Linked DNA regions of Homo sapiens: region 1 is linked to region 2. A link is a contact called in ENCODE Hi-C data. All regions are on one chromosome and are shown on one strand. Each heading gives the region's core, a stretch centred on a gene start or an enhancer-like site at or near the end of the contact. The rest is flanking DNA. Distances are from core to core; before and after follow the strand shown.

Evidence for each region. Hi-C counts contacts between places; a loop is a spot of excess contacts on that map. Pooled maps may share reads with other maps.
Region 1: a map of endothelial cell of umbilical vein shows a loop between it and region 2 (3-fold over the local background). The contact joins the enhancer-like site here to the promoter of HGC6.3 in region 2. A Hi-C loop is called at or near these places in 2 of 168 maps with a recorded cell type or tissue (dorsolateral prefrontal cortex and endothelial cell of umbilical vein) and 1 of 50 pooled maps.

What each region holds. Positions count from the first base shown.
Region 1 is chr6:168,132,059-168,134,957 of GRCh38, forward strand. No RefSeq gene overlaps it. Among named protein-coding and RNA genes, the nearest start is that of FRMD1, 54 kb to the left of the region's middle. Within about 2 kb of position 1,318, at least 8 of the 41 ENCODE cell types and tissues checked have a DNase peak (open chromatin) inside an H3K27ac peak, as active enhancers do; they include dorsolateral prefrontal cortex, where a contact is called at or near this core.
Region 2 is chr6:167,978,258-167,981,450 of GRCh38, forward strand. HGC6.3 (a long non-coding RNA gene) reads right to left here and starts at 1,536. Exons shown (of 3, transcript NR_171011.1): 1 at 1,288-1,536; 2 at 1-113. RefSeq lists enhancers at 1-163, 164-740, 1,318-1,893.

The DNA.
Region 1 (2,899 bases), core at 68-2,567, 150 kb after region 2:
ATTCCTGTGTCCGAGGAAGGGATAGTTGTCTGCCCTGTCTCTCTGCCTGCCTTGCTCCTGCTGCTCTCCTCCCTGCCTGCTAAGCTCCGGCCGCACTGGCCTCTGTCTGGCTCTCCCATCCCCCCACCTGGAAAGCCTTCTTCCTGCCTCCTTCTCAGCCAGCTGATCTGAGTCCCCAGGTCTGCAGTTCAGGTCACCTGGCTGCTGGAGGAGGGCCCACTCAGTGTCCTTGACCCTGCATCCTGTCTCCTAGAACTGACCACACCTGGAGTTACCTGTGGGCTGTCTCGCCTTCCCCAGTGGTGGGCACCAGGGCTGTTCTGCTCACGGTAACCCCATTGCCAAAGCTGCCTGGCATACAGCAGGCACTCAGTAAAGATGCATGAGGGATACAGGATTCTGTAGCAGGAGTTGGCTGTTGGTGGCTCAGCTTCTTTTCCTGTAAGATGCAAACTCGTTTCCTGTGTCTTCCTGGGAATTTCTCCTTTCAAGGCTGGAAGGGAACAGGGACCTTCACCTCAAGCTGCGCTGGGATCCTAAGGTTTGACCTCAGTGCTTTTGCATCACAGAGGGCGACTTTGCACCTTCCGCCTGGAACTGCTGTCCCCACTCGGGGCTGTAGGCACTCCCCAGAATCGGGCTTCCTGTTGAGGAGAAACAGCACGTCTGTGTTTTCCAGTCGTGGCTGATCCCCGTAAGATCAGCGCGTCCAGCCCATGGGCTGCACCGTTTCATCCTGCTTTGCGGCTGTTTCTCAAACTTCAACGCCGGGACTCAGGGCTTGGGAACAAGCTGGGAGGATTTGCTGAAAGCTGCACAGTATGAATCACCCCTTGCTTGCCTCAGAGACATTGGAGCCGCCTGGTGATAAGACGACTGGTGGGATGCGAGGCGATCGGACGCCTGCCCGGGCCGCAGGAGCAATGCGGCGCACATCAGGGTGCCGGTCACGTCGCCTGTCTGGCGGCCCCTGTGCCCGGTCCTGTTCGTCGAATCAACTTTGCCATCTGGTGGCTGTTCGGTGCTTCTCCACTTACTGGGTTGTCCCAGAACCATTGTCTGATGCCTGAGATTCCAGGCGAGCTGGGGTGCCTTTCTGCCTTGATACGGACAGTAACTCAGGAAAAGGGACTTTAGAAGAATTAATTAAAACATTTAAAATATAACCGCTCTGATTTGCAATTGGTCTCAAAGATAAACTCTGAACGTGCCTTGTAAATACTGCATGGTCACTGAAAAAGAAGGAGTTAAAGAAGCAGCTGTGGGGTCAGATGGAGCTCACTGGCAGGGCCGTCAATCCGGCGCGGCTCACAGACTGCAGGCCGCCATCCAGCAGCTGAGTCAGGAAAGCGCAGCCCGCTGGGCCTGCCGGCAGCACCACCGTCCGGAGCTGGCTAGGAAGCCAAAGGCTCAGGGCCCCCCTGACCCCCTGGATAAGCCTGCAGATGCCTACACGCAACTAAGAGAGGGTCAGGTCTGCAGGCCAAGCTGTTCTTCTGACTCAGATACCCAGACCTGGAGGCAGCGCGGGAAGAAGGCTGTGGAACCCAAGCTGCAGTTTCATTTTCCGCAGGAAGAGTAATTTTCCAATAATAATTGCCTGGGTGACATAGCAAGACCCTGTGTCAAAAAAAAAAAAAAAAAAAAAAAAAAAGGAACCAAATCTCAACTGTGTAGAACAGCTTCTGCTGGCAAACTCTAACCTGCACACTCTCATCTGATAGTGAATACTGGGAAAGCCTGTCTAGGGTCCAGTGGACGTTATTGCTGGGGACACGTGCTCATGTCCTCAGGCAGAGCGGATGAACCTGCAATGGTGACTCTCTGTTTCACATGTTCACTGTGCTGTCGGAGCTGTCCCCTGCTGACCTGCTGGTTCTCAGCTCTGCTTCCTGCACCAGCATCCGTGAAGGAGTCCACTGCATGTTCCTCCTGGCTACTCAGAGCTGGAGTCCCTGAAGGCATGGCCTCCTCCCGGTGTCACAGCCCTGCTAGCTGCCCCTGGGTCCATGAAGCCCTTGCTGGCCGCTGAGTATCACGTGCCTGGAGAACTCAGTGACACGTTGAGGTCTCAGACCAGATGCCCCTGAACCAGTAGGCATTGGGTGGAAATCCAGCCCCCATCTGTCCTCTGGACACATGGCTGGGATGCTAAGCAAAGAGGGCTGAAGGTGACACAAAGTCCCATCCTAGAAAATGCCCTGAACCCTGGAAAGTGTGGTGGAGCACAGCCTCAGGTACCTCTCTAGGGTGTCACAGGGGCCGAGCCCCTCAACCGGACACTCTCCTCTCTTCCTGCACACTCTGGACAGAGGCCAATGTGCAGCTGTGTCCCCACGAGGCTCTGGGACGTGGGATGTGGACCAAGTGAGGGGTGGACACTGCAGCTGCTGGTACGTAGACCGAGTGAGGGATGCATATTGCAGCCACTGGGTTGAGGCCACAGGGATTGGAGAAGTGTCTGCACCTGCAGGGCTGATCTGCACGTGTTCTCTCCACACTTCCCAGGACCCAGGAGCACCCAGGGGAGGGCTTTGCAGCTGCTGGGGATAGGGCAGGTGCATTTCTAATGATTGCTGTTCACACGATCGTGTTTGTTCCTAAACACTGGCAAAGCCTGGAGAAGTTTGGGTTAGGCGAGAACCCAAATTGGTTTACAGACTGCTTTTAACCAGAGGCCGGCCGTGGCCTTGGTGCGAGGTCCTGCAGCTGTGCTCCCCCCTGCCAGAAGCAGTCCCTGCAAGAATGCTCACATCCTCCATTCCTCACCTCCCGATGAGGCAAGTGAAATCCCTACAGAAAGGAGAGCAGGGGAGGCAGGAGGGTGTGCAGGAGGGTGTGCAGGAGGGTGTGCATGCTGGCGCAGAAGAGGAGCCCTGTGGCGGGTGATTGGAAGGAG
Region 2 (3,193 bases), core at 286-2,785:
GCGGGCGGCCGGGGCGAGGCTGACAGCACAGCAGGGGCCGAGCTCCCCCGGGTCAGGCGGGACCAGGAAGGGATCATCCTTCTTTTGAGGGCACGGAGCCACCGTCGGAGGGCCTGTGAGAAGGGTGGGAAGCTGAGATTACATTCCTATTCTGAAAATGTCACACTGTGGAGGGCGGTGGTTCAAGCGCAGTAATGGCCATGGAGGGAGAACACCGCCCGGGGACACCCGGGGTGGCAGGGACCGGAGCCCCGGAAACCTGAGCAAAACGCGCAAAATGGGGAAAACCACCCAGGTTTTAATGGAAATTGTGCGAACAGCTGTCAACGAAGAGTCAAACTCTGTAAAATATTTGAAGAGATTTATTCGGAGCCAAATATGAGTGACCACAGCCTGTAACACGGCCCTCAGAAGGTCCTGAGAACGTGTGCCAAGGTGGCCGGGGCACAACTTGGTTTTATACAATTTAGAGAGGCAGGAGACATCAATCAAATACGTTTAAGAAATACATTGGTTCTGCCCAGAAAAGCGGGACAACTCAAAGGGCAGGGGGAGGGCTTCCAGGCTCTAGGTAAATGTAAACACTTTCTGGTTGACAATTGGTTGAGTTTCTCCGAAGACCTGGGATCAGTAGAAAGGAAATGTTCAGGTTAAGATAAAAGACTGTGGAGACCAAGGTTCTTTTGAAGCCTCATAGTGGCTGCCCTTGGAGACAATAGGTGACAAATGTTTCCTATTTAGATCTTTAAAAGGTGCTAGACTCTAGTTCATTTCTTCAGGATTGGGAGGGCCTGGAAGAAAGATCTAGCCATGTTAACAGAGATTCTTTACAGATGTACACGTCTCCCAACAACGGACAGCTCTGCAGGACCGTTTCAAAATATGGCAAAGAAACATGCTTTTGGGGTAAAATATTTTGACTTTCTTCCTTGTCTCGTAATGTTATGCACGAGTCAGGTTTGGAAAGCAAGTCACAATATATAGGGTTAAATAAAACCCATCTGATAAGAATTTATGATTTGTAGGGCATGACTCCCCAGACCCCTTAGATAGGAATTTGAGTAAGAGTTAAAAAAAAATCAGAGCATAGTCCTCACAGCAAAAATCAGATGACAAATATTTATTCAAGAAAGTCTGCTGAAACTCCCTAAGAATAATGATCATCTGTGGCTCCCTCCTTCCCCCACCCCAGCTCATCTTGACAGAAGCCCCACTCTTGGTGGTTGTGGCCAAGGAGACAGGGCTCGCTCTCCCCTCAGCTCCCACCCGAGGGTCCCCTTATCTCACCAGGAGGGACAGATGCCAGCATTTCTCACCCCAGCACCCAGTTGAAGAGGCTAAATTCCTGGTGAGCATGACGGACAGCCCCCTTCCTCCAGCCAGTCCCTACTCATCGGATGGGGCTCTAGCCCAAGAACAGCGGGCTAAGAAGGCTGGGATCCAGTTGCTGTGCCCAGCTCCACTGTAGGACGCAGTTCCGTAAAAAGAGGCAAACTGAAAAGACCAGAGAGCAGGGCAGTCCACAGGGAAGAAAAGGTTGCTCTGAAGCTCTTCCCAAAGGAACTGGCTTTATTGGAAACAGCGTGGAAACATTCAAGCCTGAAGGCATGCTCTGAAATGATTGTTCCTCTTAATTAGGAGCAATGAATTGGTCTGTGAGGGCTGCCAGAACAAAGCACCACAGACTGGGGGCTTAAACAACAGAAATTTCTCCCTCACAGTTCTGAGGCGGAAGCGTCTGAGCTCAAGGCGTTGGCAGGTTTGGTTGCCTCAGAGGCCTCTCTCCTTGGCCTGTGAATGGCCCCCTTCTCACTGTGTCCTCACGTGGTCTTTTTTCATTCCTTGTGTCTCTGTGTCCAGATTTCCTCCTCTTGTAAGGACACCAGTCACATTGGAATACGGCCCACCCCCATGGACTCATTTTAACTTAATCACCTCTTTAAAGGGCCTATCTTCAAATAGAATCATGTTCTAATACGCTGGGGGTTAGGACTTCAACATACGAATTCGAGGGTAGAGACACAATTCAGCACATCATCAACAAACTAATTCATAGCCCTGCTAGGTTGCTAGAGAGAACCAAGGTGACACTAAGAAGAGCCCTCGGCTGGGCGCGGTGGCTCACGTCTGTAATCCCAGCACTTTGGGAGGCCGAGGTGGGTGGATCATGAGGTCAAGAGATCGAGACCATCCTGGCCAATATGGTGAAACCCCGTCTCTACTAAAAATATAAAAATTAGTTGGGCGTGGTGGCACACACCTGTAGTCCCAGCTACTCGGGAGGCCGAGGCAGGAGAACCATTCGAACCCGGGAGGCAGAGGTTGCAGTGAGCTGAGATCGCGCCATTGCACTCCAGCCTGGTGACAGAGCAAGACTCAGTCTCAAAAAAAAAAAAAAAAAAAAAAGCCCTCCTGGAGCTAAAACAAACCTCAGAGACTGGCCTTAAAAAATGTTCACTGCTGCAGTTTAATTGGACCAGACATTGAAGAAATGTATGCCCAGGTCATTACTGAAAATCATAGAGCAATCAGTTAGTAATTAATGGAGCTTAACAGGTAGATATGATACCGCATGAGGTAGATAGCTTAACAGAGGGATCAAGGAAAGAGATAGCCAGTGTCCCCACCAAAACCACCACAACCCAGGCTGGCTGCGTGCATGCCCAAGGCTGAGTCCTCCAAGGAACTACCCCAGAGGCTTCACACTGCAGGGGAAATAAGCTTCACTGAAATAGTCTAGCCAAGTGACTCAACAAATAAGCAAAACAACAAAACCAAGCTACAGAGAGGGAAGAGAGGAATCAGCATGTAGTTTGTATACTGTTACCTAAAACATCCGATTTTCAACAAAAATGTAGACATGCAAAGACATTCAAAGAAACAGGAAAATGAGACATGAGGAAAACACAGGAAACAAAAGCTGCCTTGTGAGGGCCTAGATTTTTTTTTTAATTTGACTCTGACTAGCAGGAGGGCCTAGATGTTGAGTAGACAGAGACTTCAAAGCAGACATTACAGCCATGTTCAAAAAACTAAACAACACTGTGCTCATAGAAGTGAGGGAAACCATGACAATGTCTCATCAAATAAAAAAAAATACAGAGATTGAAATTATTTTTTAATGATAATCCTGGAGCTGAAAATAACTGAAATGCCAAAAAACATCTGGCAGGGCTCATGAGTAGATTTGAAC